Regions from separate parts of the Homo sapiens genome. Here all the other regions are linked to region 1. Evidence: chromatin contacts called from ENCODE Hi-C or POLR2A ChIA-PET data. All regions are on one chromosome and are shown on one strand. Each heading gives the region's core, a stretch centred on a gene start or an enhancer-like site at or near the end of the contact. The rest is flanking DNA. Distances are from core to core; before and after follow the strand shown.

Region 1 (3,711 bases), core at 1-2,500:
TTTCCCTGTCTCTTTATCTGACTGCTAGGGAGGGAAAAGGACTGAAATGCCCAGCAGGTGCTCAAGAATTGCTACCATGGCCAAAAATCTCCCTCTGCTCCCATGCCCTTGCTGAGAGGCAGTTCATCTACAGCCAAAGTGAAGTGCTGCAGGGATCTATACTCAGGTCTTGGACAGGACTTGGAGATGTGATGAGTACTTACGAAATGGTACCTCGGAGCCTCTGAAGAAGGGTGGTAGGTTCCCCAGCCTCAGCACCACCTGGGGGGGCCCTTCCCCCAGTCTTGGGGCTCTTAGCATCAGGCTCATCTTCTGCCATCCCGGCATGAGGGCTAGAATTGAGAGGGACAGGCATAAAGATGTAACTCACACTGGCCTTCCCTTCCCCAGAAGGCCCCAGGGCACTCCTCATCTCTTTACCCAGAAAGGCAGAGAAACAGAAACAAAGCCTCCGAATTTCCCCGGTGGTCTTTTTCTCACCACTTGCCTTCTCCGAAAATTAGAAATTATTCCATTACTTCGCCAGGCCCATATATGCCCAAAGAGATCTTTGCCATCTCCATTCTATCTGCCCCACCTTTCTGAAGTCTCCTAAATCTGGAAAACTGTAAAGGAAGAGATAGGGGGATTGGGAATCCATGTTAGCAAGAAATTTTCATTTCTGCCTCTGACCCCATACTGCCCTCCTCCCCCTCAAAAACAACAATAACAGCCACAAAACAAAGTTCTCTAATTCTCAAAAATACTCCTCACCATTGCATATGCCTGGGAGGTCAGAAAGGATACGAACATATTCTGCCCTTCTAGGCTTGGAAAAAAAACTGGGCCCAAGTTCTCATTACTTAATCTCGCCACGACTTCCCCCGCTGCTCCCCCTCCCCACGTCGCCGGCCCCTACGTCATCTCCCACAACAGCCCATCCTGAGGCGCGCCCCCACCTCCTTCCCTTCCCCCTCCATTCAATCCCCGGTTTCTGCAAAGTGGAGCGGGGGTGGGGCGGGGTAGCGGAACTCATGCGCTGGGCGTCAGAAACCCGGCAGGGGAATGGGGTCCCAGATTCCGGGCACGTGCACATGGGTGAAGAAGCTGTTGAAAATACAGCTACAATCTTTTTCTGCTCTCCTCCCAACTCATCTTGCCCCTCCCTACCTCTGAACAGTCGCCTTCCAACACAAGCAACAATAAAGGTAAGGGAGAAAGAGAAACTACCTCGTAGCCACCTTCACTCCAGCCCAGCCCCAAGGTCCTGGCCCAGCCGGCTCGTGCGTTGCTTTATTTTCCTTTTTCTGAATGGTTGTAACAGCCGCGATCTGCCTAGATACACGGGCGGCCTGCTCTGTCATTGGTCACTGCTGCCACCCGGAGACAGAAGGCGCCGGGCTCGTACCGGCGGCCGCTGAAGTCTGCCTGGTAACAGAATCTGATTGGTCAATAGGGGAGGGAAAATCCAAAGTTGGTCTTATTTGAGTCAAGAGGGGGAAGTCCGGGTTGGGTTTCGGTTAAAACTGGGGTCGGTTGGGACTGCAGGTCCCAAGAGGTTCTTCTCTTAAAGGGACCGCAGGATGAAAGAACGGGCGCTCGGCTCCCTTTGGAACTGTCTTTTCTTTTGCCCTCCCCTTTTGTGTTTCAGTTTAGTCTACGGTCCTCAGAGCTGCCGGAAGAGAAGAATCAATGGATGATAAAATAACTAGACAATGATGGGTAGGAGTGATGGAAGTTCACTGTAAGCTCCTATAACCCCCCATCACCATCACCACATGCCTAATACAACCTGCAGACACACTTACTCGCAACAGACCTGCAATCTGGGCTCTCTTTTCCTTCTTGATGGAGGCCTCAAAACCTCAGCAGTTGTACCCATTAAACTAAAATGCTTTTTCCCTCTTAGTATTTCTTGGTTTCCCGTGTGTACTTTACTTCCAAAGAGTTGCAAATGCATTTGCATCCCCATAGTTCTGCAGTCGGTGAACCCTGGAATTTTGATGGACTCCCACGGGGGTGCTGGATGCCACAGGAACTTTTTACACTCAGGGAACATTGTACTGAATAGGTCATGGGTTCTTAACCCTCTTACTTAAGACATTTTAAGGTTATGAATCAGACAAAAGCAATGGACCCTCTACCATGAAAAATGCACACAGAGACCAAGTTTTGCATCTAATTTCAGAGAGGTCATGGACTCCAGGTTGAAAGCCTCTTACATGGATGTATTTTGTTTTGCGCAGCGGTCATGTTACAACCAAAACTGTATTTGCCATCCTGACATCTAATATGTTCTCCAGGCTCATCATTAATGTGCTTTTGTAAAGAAGACAGTAGTGCTGCCTGAGCTCATCACCATTGCCCTTTACAGCCTACCTTTCCCTATTATCAGCTTCTATGAGTGCTGGGGGAACCCAGGAGATTGTGGAGTTGGGGCAATAAGGATATATTGGCAAGAGGTTTTCTTTTTTCTTTCTTTCTTTCTTTTTTTTTTTTCTTTGAGACGGAGTCTCGCTCTGTTGCCCAGGCTGGAGTGCAATGGCACGATCTTGGCTCACTGCAACCTCCGCCTCCTGGGTTCAAGCGATTCTCCTGCCTCACCCTCCCGAGTAACTGGGTTTACAGACGTGCATCACCACGCCCAGATAATTTTTGTGTTTTTAGTAGAGACGGAGTTTCACCATGTTGGTCAGGCTGGTCTCAAACTCCTGACTTCAGGTGATCCACCTGCCTTGGCCTCCCAAAGTGCTGGGATTACAGGTGTGAGCCACTGCACCTGGCCAGGTTTTCTAATAACAGCTAAAATTTATTTGGTGTTTATTAGGCCAGGCGCGGTGGCTCACGCCTGTAATCCCAAAACTTTGGGAGGCTGAGGTGGGCGGATCACCTAAGGTTGGGAGTTCGAGACCAGCTTGACCAACATGAAGAAACCCCGTCTCTACTAAAAATACAAGATTAGCCGGGCGTGGTGGCGCATGCCTGTAATCCCAGCTACTCGGGAGGCTGAGGCAGGAGAATCACTTGAACTGGGGAGGCGGAGGATTGTGCCATTACACTACAGCCTGGCAACAAGAGCGAAACTCCGTCTCAAACAAAAACAAACAAAAATTTATTTGGTGTTTATTAGGTATCAGACACCATACCAAATGCTAAACACCTCGTGTAATGCTCACAGCAACTCTCTGAAGTAGGTACTGTTACTGTCTCCATTTTACAGATGAGGAAACCAATGTGGAGAGGTGAAGGGACTTGTCCTTAGTCATATATGTAGAAAGTGCTAGAATCAGGATCCAAAGGCAGGCAGTCTGCCTCAAAGCTGATTGTTTTGAGCACTGCCTTAGACTGCATGTATACATATTTGCAGATACTCATAAATAAATATGGGTATAACGGGCTGGACATGATGGCTCATGCCTATAATCTCAATACTTTGGGAGGCAAAGGCAAGAGGATTGCTTGGGGCCAGGAGTTTGAGACCAGCCTGGGCAACAAAGTGAGACTCTGTCTCTCTCTAAACACACACACACACACACACACACACACACACACACACACACACACACACCACACACAGCCAGGTGTGGTGGTACATGCCTGTGGTTCCAGCAACTTGGGAGGCTGAAGCAGGAGGATCACTATTACCCATGAGTTCGAGGCTGCAGTGAGCTATGATTGCACCACTCTGTCGTGCAGCCTGGGTGACAGAGTAAGACCCTGTCTCAAAACAAA
Region 2 (3,711 bases), core at 714-3,213, 420 kb before region 1:
AAAAAGAAAAGAAAAGAAAAAGAAAGAAAGGGCCGGGAGCAGTGGCTCACGCCTGTAAGTAATCCTAGCACTTTGGGAGGCGAGGCGGGTGGATCACTTGAGGTCAGGAGTTTGAGACCAGCCTGGCCAACATGGCGAAACCTCGTCTCCACCAAAAATACAAAAACTAGCCGGGTGTGGTGGCAGGGGCTTGTAATCCCAGCTACTCGGGAGGCTGAGGCAGGAGAACTGCTTGAACCCGGGAGGTGGAGGTTGCAGTGAGCCGAGATCGCACCATTGCACTCCAGCTTGGGTGACAAGAGCGAAACTCAGTCTCAAAAACAAACAAACAAACAAAAAAAGGAAGGCTCGGCGCAGTGGCTCACACCTGTATGTAATCCCAGCACTTTGGGAGGCCGAGGTGTGACGAGGCCAGCCTGGCTAACACGGTGAAACCCCGTCTCTACTAAAAATACAAAAAATTAGGCGGGCGTGGTGGCACGCGCCTGTAGTCCCAGCTACTCGGAAGGACGAGCCAGGAGAATCGCTTGAACCCGGGAGGTGGAGGTTGCAGTGAGCCAAGATCGCGCCATTGCACTCCAGCCTGGGCGATAGAACGAAACGCCTTCTCAAAAAAAAAAAAAAAAAAAAAAAAAAGGAAAAAAGCACATATTATTTTACTCAAATTCCATTTTGGGAAATCTTTTCTTTTTGTTTTTTGTTTTGTTTTGTTTTTGAGACGGAGTCTCGCTCGGTCACTTAGGCTGGAGTGCAGTGGCGCGATCTCCTCTCACTGAAGCCTCTGCCACCGGGGCTCAAGCGATCCTCCCCCCGCCTCAGCTGCGGAGTTGCTGGGACCACAGACGCGAACTACCACGCCTGGCTTTTTTTTTTTTTTTTTTACCTTGTATTTTTAGTCGAGATGGCGTTTCGCCGTGTTGCCCAGGCTGGTCTGGAACTCCTGGGCTCTAGCAATCCTCCCGCCTCGGACACAAAGCGCCCGGCCTGGGGAATCTTTTCTACAGAAATAAAAGTACTACTTCAAAAGGATGTTTATTTTTATTGTTGCGCTATTTGTCGGGGCTGAGAACGGAAAACAATCTAAACAATCTAAACTATTCAGGTGTCAAAAATACAAGTTATTGGTTTTTTGTTTTTTTGTTTTTTTTGGTTTTTTTGAGACGGAGTCTCGCTCTGTCGCCCAGGCTGGAGTGCAGTGGCGCGATCTCCGCTCACCGCAAGCACCGCCTCCCGGGTTCACGCCATTCTCCTGCCTCAGCCTCCCGAGTAGCTGGGACTACAGGCGCCCGCCACCACGCCCGGCTAACATTTTTAGTACAGACGGGGTTTCACCGTGTTAGCCAGGATGATCTCCATCTCCTGACCTCGTGATCCGCCCGCCTCTGACTCCCAAAGTGCTGGGATTACAGGCGTGAGCTACCGCGCCCGGCCAAAAATACAAGTTTTACCTTTTTTATTGGCTTCAGGTAATGTCCACATGTTAAATGAAAACAACAAAAATCCAAATACAGAAACTCGTACATACAAGACTGGAAAATGAAGCTGTATTACCTGAAAGGAGCGGAGTGGTGATGGGGCAAGAGAGAATATTATCACGTTTTTCTTATTACATCTTGATAGCCTTTACAATTTGTATCACTTATGTAACAAAACAAACTCAAGTAAAACTGAGAGAATAAAGCTCTGAACCTATGAGCGTTTCCCTAAGTCTTTACACAATGAATATAGTAATGGGGCCACTAGTCGAGGGTGGTAGGAGCGGCGGAGACTCGGTAATATACTGGCCACGCCTACTCTGCCCTGCCAGTCTCTTCTCACGTGTGCCCCTGGAAGGCTCTGCCTTAACGCATGCGTAGTTACCTTAGTTTTCGTCGCCTCTGAGGGGCGCCCCGCGGCTTTGGATTTGACCCCGTCAGGCTACCGTCGCGGTGACCGGAACGGCACTAAAGGTTTGCTTCCGGGCGTTTCTTTTGCTTCCCCTTCCCTCTTTCACGCTTCCTCCCCTCCCCCTCCTCCCTTATCCCTTCGCTTTCGCTCTTTTCCGTCGAGGCCGACCCCTGAGTTGTGAGTCTGGGGTCTGGTTGGTGAAAAAGAGCCCTTGAAGCTGGAAGACGGGAGGTGCGGGGAATACTGTTGAGTTATTTGGTGACCAAAGGCTTATCTGGGACGTTTTGTTTGTGGGAGGGGGTCGGGCGAGGGTGGGAAGGAAGTCTTCCCCAGAGGCGAACGGGGGCGGGGCTGAACTGGGTTTGCGAATGGGTAGGACGCACCCCTAGAATGGGTAGCACGGGGGTGGGCTGGTGTGTGGGCAGAGGAAAATGGAGGCGCTGAAAATCAGATTTTCTTTAACCGTTTGATTAAAAAAGCAGTTCACACGAATGTGTGAAGTATTTGGATTGTGGATATTAGGTACCCACGTTTTATTCCCAGGTTGCTTTACTTCTCTGTACTTTGGGGGAAACCTTTTTGCTGCAAGCTTTCGTGTGTTTGAATATCATAGACTTTTTAAAAAGTAAAATTCCACATGGAAGCAAAGTAATATAAGGGGAACAAGTAATGAAAGAGAAAACACTGAGTTAGTGAGTTCCAAATCAACTCCATCCCCAGGTGGGGTTTTGTTTAAATTAGGCATAGCATACAAAGATTTATCACATTAGTTAAGGAACACATATAGACCACAAAAATATCTTATAGATTGGTTCTCTTCAGTATCCCAAAAGATTATTTTTAAAGTTCGGTTTGTTTTGAGACAGGGTCTCACTTTGTCACCCAAGCTGGAATGCATGGCGCGAACATAGCTCACTACAGCAGCTACTCCTGGGCTCAAGCGATCCTCCCACTTCAGCCTCCTGAGTAGCTGGAACTAAAGGCGTGCACCACCACACGTGGCTAATTTTTGTATTTTTTTGTAAAGACGAGTCTTGCCATGTTGCCCAGGCTGGTCTTGAACTCCTGCCCTCAAGCGACCCTCCTGCCTCGGCCTCTAAAAGTGCTGAGATTACAGGTGTAAGCCACTGTGCCAGCCCAAAACATTATTTTCAGTAGCTCTCTACTGCTTAATGAATGTTCTCCATGCCGTCTCAAACTCTTAAATCTTTTTCAGGAGTGTTAGCGTACAGCAGAAGATAAGAACTCTTAAAAATCTCAGCATCAGATTCTGGAGAATAGGGAGGGAGAACATGGAATATTTGAATAGAATAACAGGCAGCAGAGTAGGAATTAGTTTTATTAGGGAACTGAAATTCTCTATTGATTGATTGTAGTTATAAGGACTCCAATTTAATTTGTTTTCTGTTCCATGCAGAGGACAAAAGCATGTCTTCCCTTCCTGGGTGCATTGGTTTGGATGCAGCAACAGCTACAGTGGAGTCTGAAGAGATTGCAGAGCTGCAACAGGCAGTGGTTGAGGAACTGGGTATCTCTATGGAGGAACTTCGGCATTTCATCGATGAGGAACTGGAGAAGATGGATTGTGTACAGCAACGCAAGAAGCAGCTAGCAGAGTTAGAGACATGGGTAATACAGAAAGAATCTGAGGTGGCTCACGTTGACCAACTCTTTGATGATGCATCCAGGTGAGAACTCCATGGAAAATAGAAGGAAATCTCTCCATTGGGAGATGTTTTTAGAGAATAATTGTTCATGACATTGAACCAAGCATTTTATTTTATGTTTTGAGACGGAGTCTCGCTCTGTCACCCAAGCTAGAGT
Region 3 (3,711 bases), core at 517-3,016, 340 kb before region 1:
CTTTTTTGTTCTCATCAGGACGAAGAAAAATTAGGCAAGGACAAGCTCCCTGGAGGAGGAGGGGCCTGCCCAGCGCTGGTGGATTTCCATCAGGACTTTCTGACCCGGTCAGCAGCTTTGTGATCAGCAGAGAGGGAGCGAGAAACAGGAGAGAAAAACAACAGACCCTTTCTCTTCCCTCTGCCTGCCTCTAGAAGGGACGGAGCGCTTGTGCCTCTCTGGTGAGAATAGGGAAGAGCAAGTGCCCTTGCTAAGTAGGGAGGAGAAGGGCTGGACAGAAGCAGCTTGTTGGATCTGGGCTCTCTCTCTGGGTATGGCAGTCCTTTGCTCTGGATCCACAGAAGCAGGAGCAAAGAGCACGATATTTGCATGTATTACTCAATTAATGTTAAAAACAAACAAACAAACCCAGCTCTTTTCCCTCTGGAGCCCTCCAGAGAGCTCCTTTCCAAGTCCTTGCTGTATCATTTTTAAGTCTAGAAATGAAACTGGTTGGGTTGTGCACCTGGTAGAGTGCAGAGGGTGTGGTAGAAGCCCCAGGCTCTGGGCGCGATGGCTGACGCCTGTAATCCCAGCACTTTGGGAAGCCAAGGCGGGCGGATCACAAGGTCAAGAGATCAAGACCAACCTGGCCAACATAGTGAAACCCCATCTCTACTAAAAATACAAAAATTAGCAGGGCATGGTGGCACATGCCTGTAGTCCCAGCTACTCGGGAGGCTGAGGCAGGAGAATCGCTTGAACCCGGGAGGTGGAGGTTGCAGTGAGCCAAGATCCTGCCACTGCACTCCAGCCTGAAGACGGAGCAAGACTCCGTCTCAAAAAGAAGAAGAAGAAGAAAAGAACTGGCAGAGCAGGCAGGAGATCCAACACGCCTGTGCTCTGGATCTTGGTTCCACTGCAGGCCTCTCATCAGTCACCTCCTCTCGATTTACAGCTGGGGAAGCAGGAAAAGCTGGTGTGAGGCTGACGGTAGGAAATAAAGGGATAGATAAATAAATGAGGGAATTTTTGATGATGAGTGTCCATTTATTTGCAGTACCTGCACTACTCTGCGGCTGGAAAGTGGCAGTTAAGGGAGGTTGGAACCTAACTCCACATTCTGAAGGGTTCCCTAAACTCTATGTACAGGGCCGCCACAGGATGAAATTTCAAGCAACTCTAAAGGCTGAAAGAGCAATTGGAACAATTAGGGTGGCAGAGAGCAAAAAGCCAAGGTTACAACCGTCCAAGAAAGGAAGAAGATATTTGCCGAGGCTGTAGAAAAAAACAGGCTACAGAGTTGCAAAGGGAGAAGCAGCAGGAGTTGGCAGGAGACTGTAGGTGTTAACAAGAGGGGTCAAAGATTATTCTAATGTTCTCCTAACATGAACAACCACAAAATTGGTGGCGACTGAGTCAGTTTGGTAAAGGGCAGAATTTGTAGAAAGAAGATGATCTGTTTTGCCAAGTGTCATTTAAAATGTCACCAGATGCTCGGTGTGATATATGTAAAGATGTTATACTTGGCCTGATCTGAGAGGGAAAGTTCAGATGCCACAATAATGGGTTACTGTGACACATACACATTTGTTTACCGAACGACTGATCCCTCAGAAAACAATCCTTCCCTCGGTTGCTAGGGACATTGCGGAGTTGCGGGACTACGTTTCCCACGTCGCCCCACGCCACGCCCCCTTGGCCTCGCCGGAAAGACGTCCCAGGAGCCTCTGGGCGTAGAGCCCCGCCTCCGCCGCTGGGGGCGGGGCGACGCCGGACTCCGGAGCGCCCGCTTACGCAGTTCCTCCCGGGGTCGGAGGCCGATTCGCCGTGTGGCGGGTTCGAGTCCCGCCTCCTGACTCTGGCCTCTAGTCCCTGAGTCCCGGGCGGGCTGCATTCGTCGGGGAAACCTCTCCTCGACCAGGGGCACCTCTACTCGACCAGGGGCGACGGCGTACTTTGGGCTTCATCATGGAGGACTACCTGCAGGGTTGTCGAGCTGCTCTGCAGGTAACGAATCCCTGTCTGTGACTGTAAGGAATGGAGCACGGGGTCCAGGAAGGACGAAGACGTGGGATCTGGGGGAGCCTCGACGGTCCGTGTGGAGGGAACACTGAGTTGTGGGGAGGGGGGTTGGGGCCTGATCAGTTTTGGGGCATGAGGAGCGAGGAGCGAGAAGCCAGTTTAGGAGCGTGAGAATGCTGCTTGTTCAGTCTCCCGGTTTTTGGCTCCCCGCCTTTGGGGTCCGCCTGAGAGCGGGGAGAAGTCTTGGGTCTGAATCCTGCATTTGAGCCTCTGCTTGCTGTCATCTTGGTCAGTTCCATCAAAAAAACCAGGACTGTGCCGCCGCCAGCCTAGCCCCGCGAGGTGTGTTTATTCTTTTCTCCCCGCCCCTCTTTGAGTTCTCCGCTCCCAAGGCTTCGCTTGGCCCACTGGCCTCCAGGTGAACCTCGGGGGTGTGGAGGGAACCGGTGCTCACGGCCTTATTTCCTCCGAATGGCAGTTTCTGTCTGGCGGGCTGAACTCATTTCTAGGTTAGAAGTAGTCACAGTATTTTACTTTAAGTCAGTGTTTTTAAGCCAAACATACAAAATCCATCAGGCATATTTGTTGACCCACAACCAGCATTCCTTTGCCTCCAGGTTTCTCCTTTGGCCTTAACGCACACAAATGACATAAAAATTCTCCACTTGGAAGGGATAAGCACAAAGTGTGTTTGGAATCAAAACCATAAATATGACTACTCAATGCTTTGTGGCTTATTTTTGGTGCTCTCTGACTCAGTTGGACTCACCCAGCCATGCTGAGCCGTCATGAGGCATTAGGCTGTTATCCCCAGTTAGCAGCAAAAAGCTAACCAGAGACAGGCTCCAGGAGGTCACCCGGCCCCTCTACTTTGAGTTATACTGCCCTGAAGAAACCTAGATAGATGGCTTGCTGAGCTTTCCTTTTTAGATATCTTAAACTCTACAAATTCCCCTGAGGGACAGATTCTGGTCTTTAACAAATCCTGAAAGTCACTAATTCCTGCTGCAGACTCAGCTGCTGGAATAAATGAATTGTCTTCATATTGAATTGGGGAGAAGGTCCATTTTAACACCAATTACATAGACATTTTCCTTGTGAAAAACAAATTTGGGGAGTTATTTCAATGCATAAGGCCATTTGGAACCAATCCCTTTTTGTTACCTCTGAGTCCACCACAGGGCGCTTATTGGAGGACTAATGTAGAGTTTTTGGGGCACCGTTCTAAGTGCTAAACAGTTGGATTTTACCCCCCAGTAACCCAAATGACTGGTCTCTTCCACCATTTGGTAAAGTGCCCTTGGACCTGAAACCTCACCAAATAGTATTTCTTTGCATGCATCTACTCTCCAGCATATATCCTCCAGAGCCTCCCCCGACCCCCAGGTTAGTAGTATATTCTCTATTTTTATTTTGTATTTGTTTATTTATTTTCAGCCAGGGTCTCACTCTGTTGCCCTGGCTGGAGTGCAATGGTGTGATCACCTCCCCGGCTCAAGTGATCCTCCCACCTCAGCCTCCCGAAAAAGCTGCGACTATAGGCAGTGCCACCACGCAGGGCTAATTTTTTGTATTTTTATAGAGACAGGGTCTCGCCATGCTGCCCAATCTGGTTTCAAACTCCTGGACTCAAACAATCCCCCTGGCTTGGCTTCCCAAGGTGTTGGAATTACAGGTGTTAGCCACTGTACCCAGCCCGAATAGTAT

The links. Hi-C counts contacts between places; a loop is a spot of excess contacts on that map. ChIA-PET counts read pairs that join two places held with the same protein, here RNA polymerase II (POLR2A). Pooled maps may share reads with other maps.
Region 2: a pooled map shows a loop between it and region 1 (8-fold over the local background). The contact joins the promoter of SETDB1 here to the promoter of RFX5 in region 1. A Hi-C loop is called at or near these places in 6 of 50 pooled maps. POLR2A ChIA-PET finds 5 or more read pairs at or near these places in 2 of 52 experiments (A673 and activated CD4-positive, alpha-beta T cell).
Region 3: a loop to region 1 is called in a pooled map, with 6 times the contacts of the local background. The contact joins the promoter of PRUNE1 here to the promoter of RFX5 in region 1. A Hi-C loop is called at or near these places in 5 of 50 pooled maps. POLR2A ChIA-PET finds 5 or more read pairs at or near these places in 3 of 52 experiments (BJ, HEK293 and activated CD8-positive, alpha-beta T cell).

What each region holds. Positions count from the first base shown.
Region 1 is chr1:151,346,002-151,349,712 of GRCh38, forward strand. It overlaps RFX5 (regulatory factor X5), which reads right to left and starts at 1,251. Exons shown (of 11, transcript NM_001025603.2): 1 at 1,210-1,251; 2 at 488-605; 3 at 204-332. The coding sequence starts at 319. RFX5-AS1 (RFX5 antisense RNA 1) reads left to right here and starts at 1,009. Exons shown (of 2, transcript NR_131972.1): 1 at 1,009-1,187; 2 at 1,631-1,890. RefSeq lists enhancers at 84-173, 513-1,712, 767-1,349, 1,316-1,665.
Region 2 is chr1:150,924,400-150,928,110 of GRCh38, forward strand. It overlaps SETDB1 (SET domain bifurcated histone lysine methyltransferase 1), which reads left to right and starts at 1,964. Exons shown (of 22, transcript NM_001366418.1): 1 at 1,964-2,118; 2 at 3,305-3,575. The coding sequence starts at 3,316. LOC107985204 (a long non-coding RNA gene) reads right to left here and starts at 1,942. Exons shown (of 3, transcript XR_001738231.2): 1 at 1,861-1,942.
Region 3 is chr1:151,006,683-151,010,393 of GRCh38, forward strand. It overlaps PRUNE1 (prune exopolyphosphatase 1), which reads left to right and starts at 1,767. Exons shown (of 8, transcript NM_021222.3): 1 at 1,767-1,989. The coding sequence starts at 1,951. MINDY1 (MINDY lysine 48 deubiquitinase 1) reads right to left here and starts at 220. Exons shown (of 10, transcript NM_001376665.1): 1 at 1-220. RefSeq lists enhancers at 1-125, 1,618-2,160, 2,161-2,701, 2,357-2,406.